2 separate regions of the Homo sapiens genome follow, and region 2 is linked to region 1. Evidence: chromatin loops called from intact Hi-C (ENCODE). Cell type or tissue: Caco-2. All regions are shown on one strand. Each heading gives the region's core, and the rest is flanking DNA. Links, peaks and the distances in the headings are about the cores only. Region 1 overlaps EXT2 (exostosin glycosyltransferase 2). Region 2 overlaps EXT2 (exostosin glycosyltransferase 2).

The links. Hi-C counts contacts between places; a loop is a spot of excess contacts. Peaks named below come from ENCODE experiments on the same cell type or tissue, not always from the same donor. Only the 100,000 strongest peaks of a DNase experiment are listed, where the experiment ranks them.
Region 2: it touches region 1 in a loop (5-fold over the local background); 11 of 110 quality-filtered maps call a loop at or near these places.

Annotation. Positions count from the first base shown.
Region 1 is chr11:44,128,702-44,136,701 of GRCh38, reverse strand. EXT2 (exostosin glycosyltransferase 2) reads right to left here. Exons shown (of 14, transcript NM_207122.2): 7 at 6,564-6,657. Among named protein-coding and RNA genes, the nearest start is that of EXT2, 37 kb to the right of the region's middle. In Caco-2, for the core only: a CTCF peak has its summit at 3,146 (motif pointing left); no DNase peak of the experiment used is centred there.
Region 2 is chr11:44,239,029-44,247,740 of GRCh38, reverse strand. EXT2 (exostosin glycosyltransferase 2) reads right to left here. Exons shown (of 14, transcript NM_207122.2): 14 at 1-3,592. The coding sequence ends at 3,454. Among named protein-coding and RNA genes, the nearest start is that of ALX4, 67 kb to the left of the region's middle. In Caco-2, for the core only: no CTCF peak of the experiment used is centred there; DNase peaks (open chromatin) are centred at 3,900 and 4,443.

The DNA.
Region 1 (8,000 bases), core at 1-8,000:
AGTCCAGTTTATGTATACTTCTTAAAATCCTCAATTTCACAGTGGCGGTGCAGGGTGGATAAGAATGGTAGACATTATAACACTGATACTGGAAATTAGAGTGAAACCTTTTCCACATTCCTCATAATATATTTCCAGGGCTGTGTCCAGTCCTAAATGTCTCAAGCAACCACTTTTTCAAGGAAGACTATTCAATAAGCACTTAGCTTGAATTGTTAGGAAGCTCATCCTGATTTTTACCCTCAATCCAGGCCACACAGCTCTGTGGTTTGAATGAAGTTGTAGGCAGCAGAACAGAGTGTGCTGCTTGTCTGTCCCTCACATGCTGTGTGGTCTTGGGAGGATTACTTTACGTCTCTTTATCCTTAGTTTCTTCACATAAAAAAATTCAGATTACTCTTCTAATGGCCTAGCTTACTACTCTGTTGAGTCTGCTTTGTAAACTGGTGTACACTGGGGGTGGGAAAGGAGGGAGAAATTGACACAGACAGCTATGTAACTGTCATGGACATAACAGACTGGCCAGCAGCACAGGGAACCCTCAGTACATCAGTCTGGGTTGCTAAGGTTTCTAGACATCTGAGGGTTTACACTTTTAAGCAAATAACACTTTTTAAAAATAAAAACAAACATCTTAAACAGAAAACTTTATAAAACATATTACACAAGATCCAATATCTTAAAAACATATATGCTAAACAAAATTAAACTTAGCTTAAAGATTCAGGGGCATCACCATGAATAGTAATTTCTGTATTTCCTCAATTTTAAGATGCCACATTAATAACAGTTTTGTGGGAAGAAACAGAAACTACATTTGATGTTCAAATTGATGATAAGACTTATTTGGATGTCAGAAATTCCAAATACGAAAAATAAAGATGTACTTCTCTGAACTGAGGAATTCTGCCATCTTATAATGATATATCCAGGATAAAGTGAAACCTGAAAAGCTGGCTATCCTTACATTCAATATGCTGAGCATTCTTTTTTATTAAAAATAGCTTTTCCACCCAGTGCAGTGGCTCATGCCTGTAATCCCAGCACTTTGGGAGGCTGAGGAGGGCTGATTGCTTGAGGTCAGGAGTTCGAGACCAGCCTGGGCAACATGGCAAAACCCCATCTCTACTAAAAATACCAAAATTAGCTGGGTGTGGTGGCGTATGCCTATAATCCCAACTTCTTGGGAGGCTGAGGCACGAGAATCACTTGAACCCAGGAGGCAGAGGTTGCAGTGAGCTGAGATCGCACCACTGCACTCCAGCCTGGGTGACACAACGAGCCTCTGTCTCAAAAAAAAAAAAAAAAAAAGTATTTCCATCCTCTTTATTCATACCAGATTAGCAGATAACCCATCTCAGATACCTTCACTGTTAGTAGTCTTTCTTCACTTTAAATGTGTCTCTTCCAAACTACTACGGCTATGGAAACCAAATAATTCAAATGTGTTGAAATTGTATGCAAGTAGGATAAAATAAGAGGCCCCTGATAGGGGCTCTCCTATAAAGTACAGGAACTTCGGTGTATGCACACATTTACTGTTCTGTAGCCTCTTCTACTCTCTTCTTGATCACTACTAGGCCCAACTATAGTCTAGAGGTTTTATTTTCTTAAATAAAATTGTTTTGTCTTTTTCCTAATCAGCCCACTACATCTTCAAGTACTTCTCTGCAGCACCAATATTTGGTTTGCTTAATAGAAAAATATGAAGGCACATTGAGATGGATCAGTGTAATAGACTGAAAAGAAACTGGTATTTTAATGTACCCCAAGTGTTAAAGGCTAGAGAGAAAAGAAGATGCTGAATGTTTCTGCCACCTCAAAGGCTTCTAGTCAATTGAGTACAAAGAAGAGTTCAAAGGCAAGTCAGGCTCCTGACTTCCACCTCCTAGTGTGGCTGAGGTTAGAGGTCACTGCTGGTGGAGCCACTGACCAATAAAAGAATGTTTGGAAATTCTACTCAACAGATAAACTGGGGATCCATTTACACCTTCCTCCCTATCCATACAAACATTTCTAACGATACAGTCTAGTGTCTATCCAGCCTTCTGAGATCCCAGATTGTGTACTTTTTCTTTGTGATTCAGGGGAGACTGGGAATATGAATGTTCCATTTGACTACAGAAAAATATTTAGCTGCATACTTCTGCCTGCCTTCCAACATAAGAAAGATGGCTGATGGAACTCCCATCTCAAGGCCTACCTCAGATTCTACATCTCCAAGAAATTCATCCTGACAGCTTTAGCCCCAACTTTCTCCCTTCCATTTCAGACCCTTAATGACCCATAATGTACCTAGAAATATCGGCATCATCTTCTCAACTTTCTTTATGCTTATACCCATATATCCCCAACACAAGCCCTTTGTGAATGGGGATCAAAGATTTTTTTTATTATCTCCTATAATCTCTCCCCCCACCAAAAAACATTAGGGATTCAATAAATTAACTAGTTAATCATTAGCTCACAGGACAATAAAAGGCCAACTGAGAAGTCAGCTTTATACTGTTACAACTACTGTCTTCTACTGACTTAAGGAACTGTTTTTTAACTTCCCCACAAAAAGCCCTATAAGCCCCCAGTAGTCTGCCCAATGCCACGTGTGGCAGCACTGCTCACTGGTGGCCTTCAGGAATAGATACCAGAGACACAGGTTGTACTTTTTTTCAAAAGTCTTAGTCTAACTATAGCTGTTACTTACATTAGGCTCTAGCCTTGTAGTTAACTTTTTGGCTGCTACTATCACATCTAAGGGAATTTAATTTCCTTTCTTTGTCAGGTAGTATGACTTTCTCCCTTGGTACACACAAATTCCCGTCACAACAAGGACTTTCACCACTTTAGACATCTGTCAGATTGTAGCCTTTCTGATCCTAAACTCTAAGCTGCAAAATGTTGCTCCAATACCTTCCTCACCAAGACCCTACCCCACATTTCTGGGGCCAAATCAGAAACTTTAGCTCTATTGCATCTAGGGAGAGTAAAATCCTGTGCTAAGCAGGATTTTCTTTCTTCTTCTTCATCTGAAAGAAATGGTCTCTAGAGAGCAGCTATCAGGAAGATGTCAGTGTGAAGCACCAGAGTGGCTCATGGCATTTAGGATTTCTTGGAAAGATTTAAATACTCAGAGGGAAAATGAGTTAATTAAAAGTGGATGGAGACCTCTGCTGGCTACAACTGTCCAATGCAGCTCCATTAAGCTAGTCTGGAGTTTCTCAGCAAGCAAATCAGACTCTGTTCCTCACCCTCAGTTCATTCTGATACATCATCTAGGGGCTCCAAGGTATCAACTACTGATACAATAGGCTTTCCCCTAAAAGTGGATGCCTGTCTTGCAAAAAGACCCACCTCTGACCTCCCTAAAGAGAATTCACTAAGGTATAAGAACTTTTCAGAATCAGGTGTTTTACCATTTTTTTAATTACTCCTGCCAAGGTCAGGTTAAATCAATAGAAGGTAAACAGAAAGCAAAATGACAAGAATGTTTTGGAAACAGTATATTTTGTTATAGAACCAAAGAACTCTAATTTTAGAGAGATGAGACATTAACTATCTATAGAGAACAGTGGTTCTCAGTTAAAGCAATTTTGCTTGCCCTCCACCCCCAACCCCAAAGGGGACAATTGGCAAGCAATGTTCTAGAGACATTTTTGGTGATCACAACTGAGGGGAGGGGTGCTATTGGAATCTAGTAGTAGTTGAAGAAACCTAGTCATCCTTTATACCTAACTGGAAATTACTTTAACCAGATAATCTCATATCTAATTGAGATCAGCCCACTCTAGAAATGTGGGGTTAGGAAAAGAAAAGAGGTCATTTTGGGAACATGGATTACTCAGAGAAAGGGGAGTGGGACTAGTGAGTTGCCGCAGTGGAGAGCTTTAGATGGTCCGAAAGCAGCACAGGGAAAGAGGCCGTCAGAAAGCGGAAAAGGGAGTTAGAAAGGGGGCCGGGAAAGTGCCAAGACCACCTTTCTTTTTAAGCTGGCATAGTGGACTGTTCACCACTAGAGGAGGCAAGTGGCCCTTGTGACTAGAGCTGTTCAAGGGGAGAAGAGATGACCACTAAATTATTAATGTTGTCAAGGAGAGTAATGTTCTTGGTAGGGATAAGCATTTCATAGAGTTTTTTAACAGCCACATGGAACATGAGAGATTATTTAGCCAACCCCTTCATTTCATAAATGAGGAAATGGAAGCCTAGGGAGCTTGGGGACTTACCATGGTCATGCAATCAAACGGACAGAGCCAGGGATCAAACCCAAGTCTTTTGACTCAGTGTGTCTCTTTGAACCCAAATAACCCAAAAGTACGCTGTTTTAAATGACCAGCATTCATTCCTTCTCAACTGTTCTATGATTCTGAGCCAACACTGAAAATGACCAAGCTTATCTCAGACCTGTGGTTCCCACACCACCCTCCTATGGGCAACAGTCCTCTGTGAGCTGGCAGTAGACGCCACTCCAAAAACCAAATGATTCTCTTTCACAGCTTCAGGGTGGAGGGGTGGAGAAGAAACTGGATAGAATTTGTGCATTTTAACCTCCCCAGTTTTTTCTTACCCTTTCTAGACTAGATTCTAGTATAAAATAGTCTCTGCTTTAGCCTATAATTCTATATTTAGTTTTACTAATAAATCAAGATTCCATAAAAAGTAACACAAAGTGGGCCAGGTGTGGTGGCTCACGCCTATAATCCCAGCATTTTGGGAAGCCGAGGCGGGCGGATCACTTGGGGTCAAGAGTTCGACCAGCCTGGCCAACATGGTGAAATCCTGTCTCTACTGAAAGTACCAAAATTAGCCGGGCATGGTGGCGCGTGCCTGTAGTCCCAGCTACTCGGGAGGCTAAGGCAGGAGAATCACTAGAACCCTGGCGGCAGAGGTTGCAGTGAGCCAAGATCATGCCACTGCACTCCAGCCTGCACTACAGAGTGAGACCCCTCGGCGGGGAAAGAAAAGGTAACACAAAATGCACAAACATTATGACTCCTCAAGGGGCATTTTCTTCTACACAAGTTTTAGGAACCACAGGTTTAGATAAAAAATCTAGAGATCTCTGGACTGATTTTCTGATTCACTAAAACTTAGATGAAATCAGTGGTTAAATAACAATTGGGAAACCCAGAAACTTAAAACGAACAGGAGGATGCTATAAATAAACTGCAGGGAAGCTAAAACTAACCTGCGATTTGCGTTCAAACCAGAATGCCAAAATATTGCACAGATGAGGTCACTGAGGCCCAGAGAAGGCAGATCCTTACCTAAGGGTACAGAGTTTGTAACCCACAGAGCTGATACCCAAGCCAGGCAATCTGAGGTAAGAACCTACAGACTTAATCTGTGTCGATAAGAAGTTCACTATCATAATAAAGAGGGTGGACTGAACACATCCACTAACCTCACTCTCCTAAAACTCTAAAATGACAATTAAGGGGAATTTTCTAAATTAAGGTATGTATCCCCTAAGAAAAAGAGAATGAAAGACAAGATAACAGCATCAGAATGTGGAAGCTGAAAAGTAAAGGAAGAAGTGGTAACTGATGCTATAGACTCAAGAGAGCTGCCTCCTAAATCAGCTGAGAAAAACCTGAGTCACACTGCAGAGCCCCAAGTCAGGGGAAGAGTGGGGTTCAAGCAGGAGGTCAAAGTGAAACTTTAAGTAACAGTCAGAACCTCAGATCCCCTCCCCACACAGCCAGGCAGATGCGCTGTCCCCATCCAGACAGAAGCCTGTGGCCTGTTCTTGGGACATGGCCAAATGCAGGCTCTCTGCCTGAGGCTGAGGGTGCCGAACTAACAGCAGGGGGTGGCATGGGACACTTACGCACGTACTGCTGAGAATCCGCCAAGCCTCTTTTCCTGCTCTTCTCCCACATCGGTGATTTTGACAAAGATTAAACCTTTTTAAAAGTCCATTAAAAATTTTTGGGATAGTCTTCTTAACTTTTTCACCTTGCTTGATATTTAAACCCAATTAAATGTCCTTCAGGACAAAGAAACGGAAGCAGGACTCAGTGGGACATCAAGTGGAGTATGAGACAGTCAGAGATCAGCCTAGGGAATGGGGTGTCAGAAGGTAGAAGAGAAATTTGGAAAGAGAGGCAGGAAAATGGCAAATGTTCCAGAAGAGAGGGAAGGATTCCCGAATTACAAAGGATGACTGAACTGGGAAGCTGGGCTAGTTTGTGCAGCAATAGTATCATGGTCAATAGCTACACAGAAGTATTGCCCTGAAATGGTCCAGCTTCCATGGCTGTCTTAGTCACTACGACTATCACCTGCTGTGACTACAAACCCTCCAAAGAGCTTCAGCTTTGCATCTGCTATGGTAAGACCCTAAAATTGCAGTAGGCTTACCTCTGCACAGTTCTCTGAGAGTTATTATTTCAAACCTTATTTGATGCAACTCACCTAACATTAATTTCCTATCGTTTCAGTTTGGCTAGTTGATCTAGTGGAGGAAGTAAACCCCACTCAGGCATTCAGCTCCTGTCCCTCTGTATCCAGTCAAGGCCACCATTTCGGTACCACCCATGTCACCTCCCCAAGACTTGGCCTCTTACCTGTCTCTGCATTTCTTCAATCTGTCTTTGGGGGATGCTCTGCAAAATACTGTACACATCTGACATCTTTTCTTCTGGTACAACCACAGATGCTCTGGAGACAACAGCAAAACAGTTTACATACACACAGCCCTTCACAGAAAGCATTTCTACACACAGTCTTGTTTCATTTCACAAGCAGAAACAACATCCCAAACCTCCTTCAGCCCCACATCCCTTCCGGTAAGTATTATCTCTTTCCCCTCCCTTCTTCACTGGCTGAACTTCTCAAAGGAGTTCTCTTACAGCTCCATTTTTTTACCTCCCACTCCCTACTCCATTAATCTTTCACCCTGCCTCCACTCCACTAGTGTGCTCTAGCCACACTGGTATTATTTCAGTCACTTGAACACACCATGCTCTGCCCTACCAGAGGGCCTTTGCATGTGAAATCCCACCCACCTAGTACACTCTTCCTTTATTCCGTTTCTAAGTTAACAAATACTTTTCTCCTTTAGCTATCTATGCAAATCTATTCATTTATCTGGCATATATTTATGGAAGCCCTATTATGTGCTAACCCAACAGTGAATTAATTAGACAAGGAAGGCAAGAGAGTAAGCAGGCCAGAAGAATGCCTGGGAAACAGCATTCCAGGCAAAAAGTCTAACAAGCAAACAGCCCTGAAGAAGCAGTATGGTGGGCAAGTTCCAGGAACAGCAAGGAGGCTATTGTGGCTGGAGCAGAGTAAAGAAGGCAGAGAATAACACCAGGAAAGAAGAAATGGGACAGACAGAGTCACAGCAAAGAGTATAGGACCTTGTAGGCCACTGAAAGACTTGTGCTTTTTTTCTGAGATGGCAAGCCATGAGAGGGTTTTGGGCAAAAGCATGATATAACCTAACCATGTTCCAACAGGATCATTCTATCTAAAGTGTTAGAATAAACTACAGGAAAGCAAGGACAGGAGCAGAGAGAACAACTGGAGAACACTGCAAAAGCCAGGCAAGAGATGCAGATGAGGGAAGACTTGATGATGGGGATGAGAGGGTAGAGCCCACAGGGTTTGCTAACAGATTAGATGTGGTGGGTAAGAGAAAGAGAGGACTCAACAATCACTTTTCCTTCACGACATTTGGCAGAGTTTGTAATTACATTTGTATAAATTAATGATTAAACTCTAAACCTCACTTCTGCCAACTAGGCTAGTCCATTAGGACGGAAAGTGTGCCTGGCTCCACTCACCAGCGTATCCTCAGCACCTGGTATATTACTGCCTTGCACAGTTAGCACTTGATAAACATTTGTTAAGTAAGTAAATGATTTCCACTATACAGATGGGAGAACTGAGACTCAAAAAAGATTAAGTCATTTGCCAAGATCAAAAAGCCAGCCAGTGAGAGAGCTGGTTATCTCAACCTAGGCCTTCTGACTTTAAATCCATAATTAGCACTACCC
Region 2 (8,712 bases), core at 713-8,712, 110 kb before region 1:
TTGTCTCTTCCAGCTCCCAGTCTGCGTCAGCACAGACCAGCATGATGGTCACTATTTTCCAAAGGCAGCAGAGAAACCAGCACTTAAAAACCACAAGTTCAAAGCCCAGCTGGAAGTAGATGAGGCTTTGGCAGAGAAACCAGGGTGGTCAGAGCTTTGAACTTGATGACACTGAGTAAAGGATACAGTGGCTGAGCGTGGGGACTCACGCCCGTAATCCCAGCACTTTGGGAGGTCAAGGCGTGCAGATCACCTGAGGTCAGGAGTTCGAGACCAGCCTGGCTAACGTGGTGAAACCCTGCCTCTACTAAAATTACAAACAAATTAGCCAGGCGTGGTGGCAAGCGCCTGTAATCCCAGCTACTCAGGAGGCTGAGGCAGGAGAATCACTTGAACCTGGGAGGCGGAGGATGTAGTGAGCCGAGACCATGCTATTGTTGCACTCCAGCCTGGGTGACAAGAGCAAGACTCTGTCTCAAAAAAAAAAAAAAAAAAAAGGATACAGCAGAGCATCACTGGCAGGAAAGAACACAAGATTCTGACAACTAAAGTTGCTGTTTTTCTCTTTAATTCTCCCAGAAAAGGAGGTTTATACCTAAATGTGTGAGGGTTGGTAAAATACATGAGATAAACATTTTAACAACTATGTAATGTTAATCAGCAAAATAAAAAAGTATTTCCAGCCCTGGCATTCCAAGCAGGCCCATCCCAGTTAGGCCCCTGGGGGCAAAGCCAGTGGCTCAGTGTGCACTTGGGCCAGGGCCAGTTCAAGTTCGTCTTCTCTATAGGCCAGTAAGATGTGTTTCTTTAAAAAGATTTCTTAATCTAAAACCAGCTGTTGTCTGCTGTAGGCCAGAACACGACATTTTAATTAGCATGATTGTTCTGCTTCTGAAACCAGGCTCTATGGCATCCCGAGGACAGATGATCCTGACCTAAGCTTATGGGTGAGGTTTGCTGGTTAGCAGCTCAGAAATACACGAACAATAAAGTGGAGTCCCTAGCCCACTCTGAATCCATGAATCGCCATCACCTGCTATATCCCTGTCTTGAATTTCTACGGTGACTGTACCACCTATCTGTTCATAGGGTAACATCACCTTTGAGGTTGTTTCAAGTGCCTAGGATATAATGCTCCTTCTTTAACATAAATTGTTTTATGCTGTGTTGCAAGATCTAACACCCAATATTCCTGGGAGTAATGAGGTACTTTAAATGGAGTTGTAATGCCTTTAAAGTCCAATGACTCCTATGACGATGATAAAGTCACACAGCTCTCTAGGGCTCACAATGAACTCAGATGAAAGAGTTCCTCTTCCCAAATCAAAGGACTCTCAAGATTTTAAAAAATAAAAATTTAAAAATGTACCCTTTGGGAGAGAAGCTGCATTAGAAACCAGCCACTAAGGTAGTGCATTCGATGATGAGCAAAAGGGCAGAAATTTGAAGAAACCAGGGCAATATGACACATACACAATGCCAGCACAGTCCATAGCTTTCAGCAGAGATTTCAATGTAAGACCCTCCCCTATACCTGCCCCACATCTTGGAAAACAAACTAGAAAACCCCTAGAAAGATTAGAGGTCCTCACTGTGCTTGTCAGCCTCTGGTACCTGGGTGACAACAGAAATATTTTTCCTGGCTTTCTACCATATCGTCCCCAATATTATGAATACATGAGACCAAAATGCTTTCCCATGTCTCCTACTGACCAGTACACATTACCCAAATCAAAAGTATTTGGTAAGCACCTGTGTTTGCTGCTGTCAGAAACTGAAAAAAATCACTTCAGTTTCTGCATTTGCAAAATGAACATCTGCAGCTTCAGTTTCTGCATTTGCAAAATGAACAAACTGGATGAGATGATCGCTTGCCCCCTTTGGCAATAATAGTCCATGATTCGATCACTTATTCAAATGAAAGAAGACAAAACTCTTATGATTTCCACTTCCAACTTTGCTACTTCTGAAACTTTCTTTGACCTCTCAAAGTCTGGGGAACACATCTGAAGTGACTCTTGATGAAACTACAGCATAATAACTGCCCACCTTCATGTCACTCAACAGAACAATGGATGGTGTATGACTGACGCTGACTGGCAAAACAACTAGGTTTCTGTAATTATATCCATATTCTAAGCAAATTGTTATGTATTTTGTGTTTTGGGGACATATGTTGTGGCTAAAGCCCAAACTGTGGCTAATCTTAATATCAGAGCCAGATAAATCTGTTTCGAATCCATAACATTTAACATTCGCCAGGGTAGATTTGTTCATCAACTGGGCTTAAAGAGGTATAATTCACACATGTGCAGTATTAGTAAATGCTGAAATTTAATGATTTAAATATACCAGCAACTGTTGCAAAGCAGTTGTATAGCAGCATTTAACGTTAGCCAGAACCTCCCTGGCTAATGTTAAGTTTATACCAAAAGAATGAGAGAAATTTTGGCATCCCCTTGGGATGGGGGTCACAATTCCCACAACTTTTACGGGTACCAGCTAGAGCGACTCCTTGCATGGCTAGTACAGACCCTCTGTTTTTCTCTGACAATACCTTTAAAACATTGACTGGATCTAATCAGGAAGCAAACAGATTCCTCTGGAGGTTTCTGAGTCATCTGTTCTTAAAATGGTTATGATTTGGGACCTTCTTACGCTTGATGCAGAGGGTATCAGACATTCCTCCTGGCGTGTGTTCCCAGACATGGGCAGAAGACTGTTGTCAGGCCAAAGACGGAGTTAAATATATCAAGGGAGAAAGGTGGTTCCTTGGACTATCAGGAATTGGTGTTTAAGACACAGTAGAAAAAGGAATAAAAAATAATTTTAATCATATCAAAAAGCCAAACCAAAGAGGAATAGCTCATGGAACTGACAGGATCCTGACTCAGCGGCTGGTGCTCTTCCTGTGCACAAGCCCAGCACTCCAGGTCCCAAGGCATTTATCAAATCCCACCAAGATGTTTGGCTTTTGCACCGAATTCTGGGTTTGGTTCCCTGAAAGAACTCATTGATGTAAATAACTAAAAGTGAGGTCTGGGTACCCTTTACATGATTCCCCAGACCTCAAATGGGCTAACACGCTTCTCTTCTCCAGCAGTCTTCCTGTCCGTGAAGTTTCCTTCCAGATTGTTACATGGAACTGAAAACAAAGGGAGCCTCAGCTGGATTTAAATCTGGAGCATGCCACAAAGTCTTCCACTTGGCATTTTCGAGAAGAACCCATCAGAGATCATAAGAAATACAAGAACAGAGGTTGCATAGCTCGAGGTGCTTGGATATTCATTCTAGGTTCTTGTTCTTGAGAAAGTGGGTTAGGTGGGTGCATGCCAAGATCCAAGTAGGTCAACCTTCCACCCTTAACCTACTACTCTGACATCAGAGTGCTGGGAGGCCTTGTTCTCTCCCTCTGTCCCAGCCTCACATTCAGACCTCCACCAATGACACGTTTCATAAGCTGCCAATGTTGGGGAAGCTCTTCAGCTTCTCAGGAAAGTCATCTTTGTACAGGACAGGGTCAGCTCGGTGTTCCACCACCTTGAGAGGCATGGTCCCGAAGACTGAAGCAAACTTGTTGATGCACTCTGACCTGTGGGATTTGGAGAGGAGGTGGGGAGGAGGGGTTTGAGCAGAATGAGAAGGATGGGGGCAGGGAGAAAAGATAGTATGTTCAAGAGGTTGAGAGATAACAGCAAAATACATAATGTTCAACATCAACAAAAAAAGCTCAAGTAGCCACAGTCTGCTCCCAGGTTCTTAAAAAGGTTGACAGGTGTGGAAAAAAGCGGTGAACTGGGGGTACTTGGACTATTAGTTCAGTGGGAGAACGTGAACAGGAGATGCTGCTTGGAGGCCACGGGCCTGCAAAGGTCAGAGTATCTTTTCCCCTCCCCCTCAAATTCCAGTCATTCCTCCAGCTCAGTGTGAGAGGGCCTCAAACCAAGGTGGATTAGCTGCCAACAATTCTTAACCCCATCTCTGCCAGCTAAGAGAAGGCAAAGGATGGAAAGAAAAAAAACTACTTGGATCTGAGCTTCAGTTTACTGAAGTTTAAAAGGCAGAGGAGAGATCTTGCTCACAAAATGATGAAAGGCAAAAAAAAAAAAAAAAAAAAAAAAAGGTGACAGGGCCAAATTTCAAACAATAAACACTTCATTCATTCAACCAACATTGACAGAGGGCCTGTAAGTGGCAATTTCTGGGAATTATGTCAATCTGCACAATCTTCTGTGAAAGCTGAAGTTCACATAGGACAGCCTTCATAATTTTCATCATTTTTGTCACTCCCATGTCAGAACTTTTAGCAACAACTACTTCAGTGCCAGTGCAGCACAGCACCGCCAGAGGAGGGGAGAGGCTGTCTCCCTATCTCCACCTCACCCCCAAAGTCAGCCTTCTCAGAGGTGAGCAGGTCAGGCATGTGTTCGGGAATGGCTCTGGTCAATCAGGCCAACTGAGTGTGACAGCTGGGTAATGAGGACGCTTCAGCATTAGGCCAGAGGGAAAACGCCTGGAAAAGCTGCTTTTGAAGTCAAGGGGACCTCAAGGATGGATTTCAGAAAGGTCAACACTCTTGCCTCAGTCGGGCCCAGGACATCTGAGAGCACTACAAAAAGAACAAACTTCTCTCTTGGTCATTATGTTTCTAAAAAAATTTGTTATTATTTCATTTTGAGCTTTTAACTCATAACATCATCATGTCCACCAACACCACAAAGCAACAACTACCATTTACTGTATGTTCCAAGCTGTGTTAAAATTGCTTTCTATGCATTAATAATGCATTTAATCCTCACAACAACCCTATGGGGTAGGACTATCATTCCCATTTTATAATGGGAAGACTGAGATACAGAGAGGATAAATAACATGTTCAAAGGTCAAATAACTAGAAAAAGCTAGAGCCAAAGCAGGCATTCTGGCTTCTGAGGCAAAAGTCTTAATTAGATGATACAAATGTACTTATTAACACAATTCTAGGGTCCAATGAAGGGGACTGGAAATTAACAACTGCTGAGCACCTATTATGTGACAGATAATTTACATACATATCTCATGGATTGCTTAAAGTAATCCTCCCCCATACTCATCACCCCCCTTGCCCAACTATTGGGTGTATAGTAGCCTCATGTTATGGGTTAAGAAATTAAGGTTCAGAGAGGTTAAGTAACTTGCCCAAGGACCCAGGGGTAGAATGTGGTGGAACTGGGTTTTAAACTCAGGTTTGAGCTGGCAATAGAGCCTGCTCTTTGGATCACACTCTACCATTACATGCCAGTGACTGAGTGTCCCTCCTGCTGGAAGTCTTTTGAGACTCAGGAGGTGGTGTTCCTAGTTCCAAATTGAAGGGAGACTGGGAAAAGATGGATGAACTTTAACAAAGTGAGGTGGACCAAGCGTGGGACAACAGCTTCCCTCTCTTCAAATTATGGGGTCAAAGCATGGCAGATAAAATCAAATCTCTCCAAGGTTTTACTTTTGACTGTTGTTCCGCCTGTAAATATGTCCAGATTCTTCTCATTTCTAGTTATGCATACAGACTCTGGCCGGCAAAGCCCAGCTGTTCCCAGCATAGGTACTAGCAAGTACGTATTAAAGAAGAATCCTGGTTCTTGGCAGAGGATAGCGGTTCCAAGGCCCTGTAGAGAGTATTGAGGACAATGTCTCCTCTGTAACTAGATCCGCCAACAGGAATGGGTCATAGGCAAGAAGCCACTGGGGCTCAGGCCAGCTTGATTTGTTGACAGCTGCCCCTGGCTAACCCAAGTCTAGTGAGTACTTCTTTCTCCTTCATACAGGCCCACACTGGAGAAGCGGCAGGCCTCCACTGAATGGTCAAGGTCCTTAACTCTCCTGCCAGGTAATAACAGTGCTTCCTACTTTTTCACACAGGGGGTCTGGGTTGGAGAGCAGGTTAGGGGAGACAGGACTTTGGCTGGTTGCCGGTGGCCCACATGAGCTGTTGTCAGGGGTCCAGCTACCATGTCAGTAACCATTCTCCTGTGTTGGTTTTCCAATCAAGTATAAACACACCAAGAACTGCCAGTGACTCTCTCTGAAGTGATGAAGGTGTCTGGGGAAGAAAGAACTAATGGTTTTCTATTTTCCTTTCAAACACATACCATTACTTAAAGTAACCAGGAGTCTTTAGGACTAACACTGGGGAAACCGGGAAGGAAACTAACATTCCCAGGCCCTGTGCTACAGGCTTTCATGTATCACTACTTCATTTATCACTACACATAACAGCTTGGGTATAAAGATGCTCAATAAATATTTGTTGAACCTATGAATGGACATTGTAATTTGACAGATATTAATATCCCTATGTTAGGAGATGAACAGATTGAAGTTCGGATAAGGTAAAGTCAATTTCCTTAGGTCAGACAGCTAATAAGTGTGGCAAACTCATCATTTGAATAAAGATTAGCCTAATTCAAAATACTATGTTCTTTTTTTTAAGTCAATACTGTCTGCCCGTCATATTGCCCTAACCTTGGTGAAGACACTTGTCAAAATGAACAGCGACACATGCTTCTGACTCTTAAAGAACTAACAGCGGATCCTGGAAATGGAAGCTGGGTAGTAATGGAAGCTACTCTCCTATACAACTGAGATTTCTGATCCCAGACCCCCAAATATAGGAATAAATGAGCTACTGAACCACAAAACCCAACACAAGGTCACACACACTTGTAAAGTGGCTAACTGCTTTCATTGTTTTGCATAAAATGTGTATTCTGCAAAGATTATTATTAAAAATAAAACAGCTGGGCATGGTGGCTCATATTTATAATCCCAGCTACTCAGGTGGCTGAGGCAGGAGGCCTGTCTGAGGCCAGGAGACCAGCCAAAGACAGGGGGAGGGAAGAGGAAGGAAGGATGTATTCTACAGTTGTAACATCATCTCTTTATCTACCCAAGATGGCTTAACTCATGTCTTCTTCCCTCCCTATCTAAATGCCTTATTTAATAATTCAGTGACTCAATTTTTAATATAAATAGTTTTGTTCCCAGTTGCTAATTTATTTCCATATTTGTTTCCTTCTATTCTCTGTTAAATTTCTCAAAAGCATAGTTTACATTCACTAACTCTACTTCCTCACTGTCGACTCATACTCTATAACCCTTTGGCTTCATACTCTATGACATTATTATTATTTTTTTACAGATAGGGATTTTGCTATGTTGCCCAGGCAGGAGTGCAGTGGCTATTCACACAGGTGCAATTGTAGAGTGATACTGCCTTGAACTCCTAAGCTCAAGTGATCCCCTTGCCTCAGCTTCCCAAGTAGCTGAGACTAGAGGTGCCTACCACCACCCCTGGCTATTATTTTTGTAAGGTACCAACAACCATTGAATTCAAAGACCTTCTCCAGCCTGCCTGTTCCTTGTTCCTTCCATGCTTCTGAGCACTGTATATCCTGGTTCTCTCCTGGCTTTTCCAGTGGTTGCCTCTCTGTTTTCAGTTACTCTTTGTGTCTCCTAAATGCCAGAATTTCCCAAGAGTCTGCCTTTGCTTTTCTTTAGTCAACTGCTGTCTCTGGACAGATGACTGCCAAATACAGTTAGCCATCCATATCCAAGGGTTCCATGTTTGTAGATTCAACCAACCTTGGATCAAAGATATCTGGAAAAAAACTGCATCTATACTAAACATGTACAGAGTTTTTTCATGTCATTTTTCCCTAAACAATGCCATGTAACAACTATTTACATAGCATTTATGTTGTATTAGGGATTGTAAGTAATCTAGAGATGATTTAAACTATAAAGAAGGATATGCGAAGGTTATATGCAAATCCTAGGCCATTTTATATAATGGACTTGCGCATGCGTGAAGATTGGTATCCTCCAGAGGTCCTGGGACAAATCCCCTGTGGATACCGAGGGATGACTGGGCTCAACATTTTTTTTTAAAGTTCTTTCTGAAATTCTAGTTCCACATATCTATATCTTGATATACATACATAAAAGTATATACAGAGACTGATTTGAGTAATAATAAAACTCTGGTCTTCCAAAAAAAAAAAAAAAAAAAAAAAAAAGCCAGGCAGGGTGGTTCATGCCTGTAATCCCAGCACTTTGGGAGGCCGAGGTGGGCGGATCCTGAGGTCAGGAGATCAAGACCATCCTGGCCAACATGGTGAAACCCTGTCTCTACAAAAATACAAAAAATTAGCCGGGCACGGTGCCACGTGCCTGTAGTCCCAGCTGCTCGGGAGGTGGAGGCAGGAGAATCACTTGAACCTGGGAGGCGGAGGTTACAGTGAGCCGAGATTGCACCACTGAACTCCAGCCTGGCAAGAGAGTGAGACTATGTCTCAAAAAAAAAAAAAAAAAAGTATATACAGAGGGAAAGACCCCCAAATCACATATCTTATTATTCTCCAACTTCACCCCTGATTAACATCACCTCCTGTCCCCATTAACGACACTGCTGAGGTCCAGCAGTTCACTCTAATCTCTCCCCTAATCAGCATCTCCTCCTAAACCTATTACACTGCTGAAGGTACTACTACCACTCAAAATCTTAAAGGTATGTTTGTCAACTCCTTCTTCATAGCCTCCCCACATCTCTTCAGTTGGAAACCAAGTTCAGGTACATCTCCCTTTGGGAAAAAAAAATCTCTTGTAATTTAATTTGTTCCTTCCTTTCCACATGCAGCTTAGTTAAAGGTTCTAACTAGTCTTTTCTCCAACCTCTTC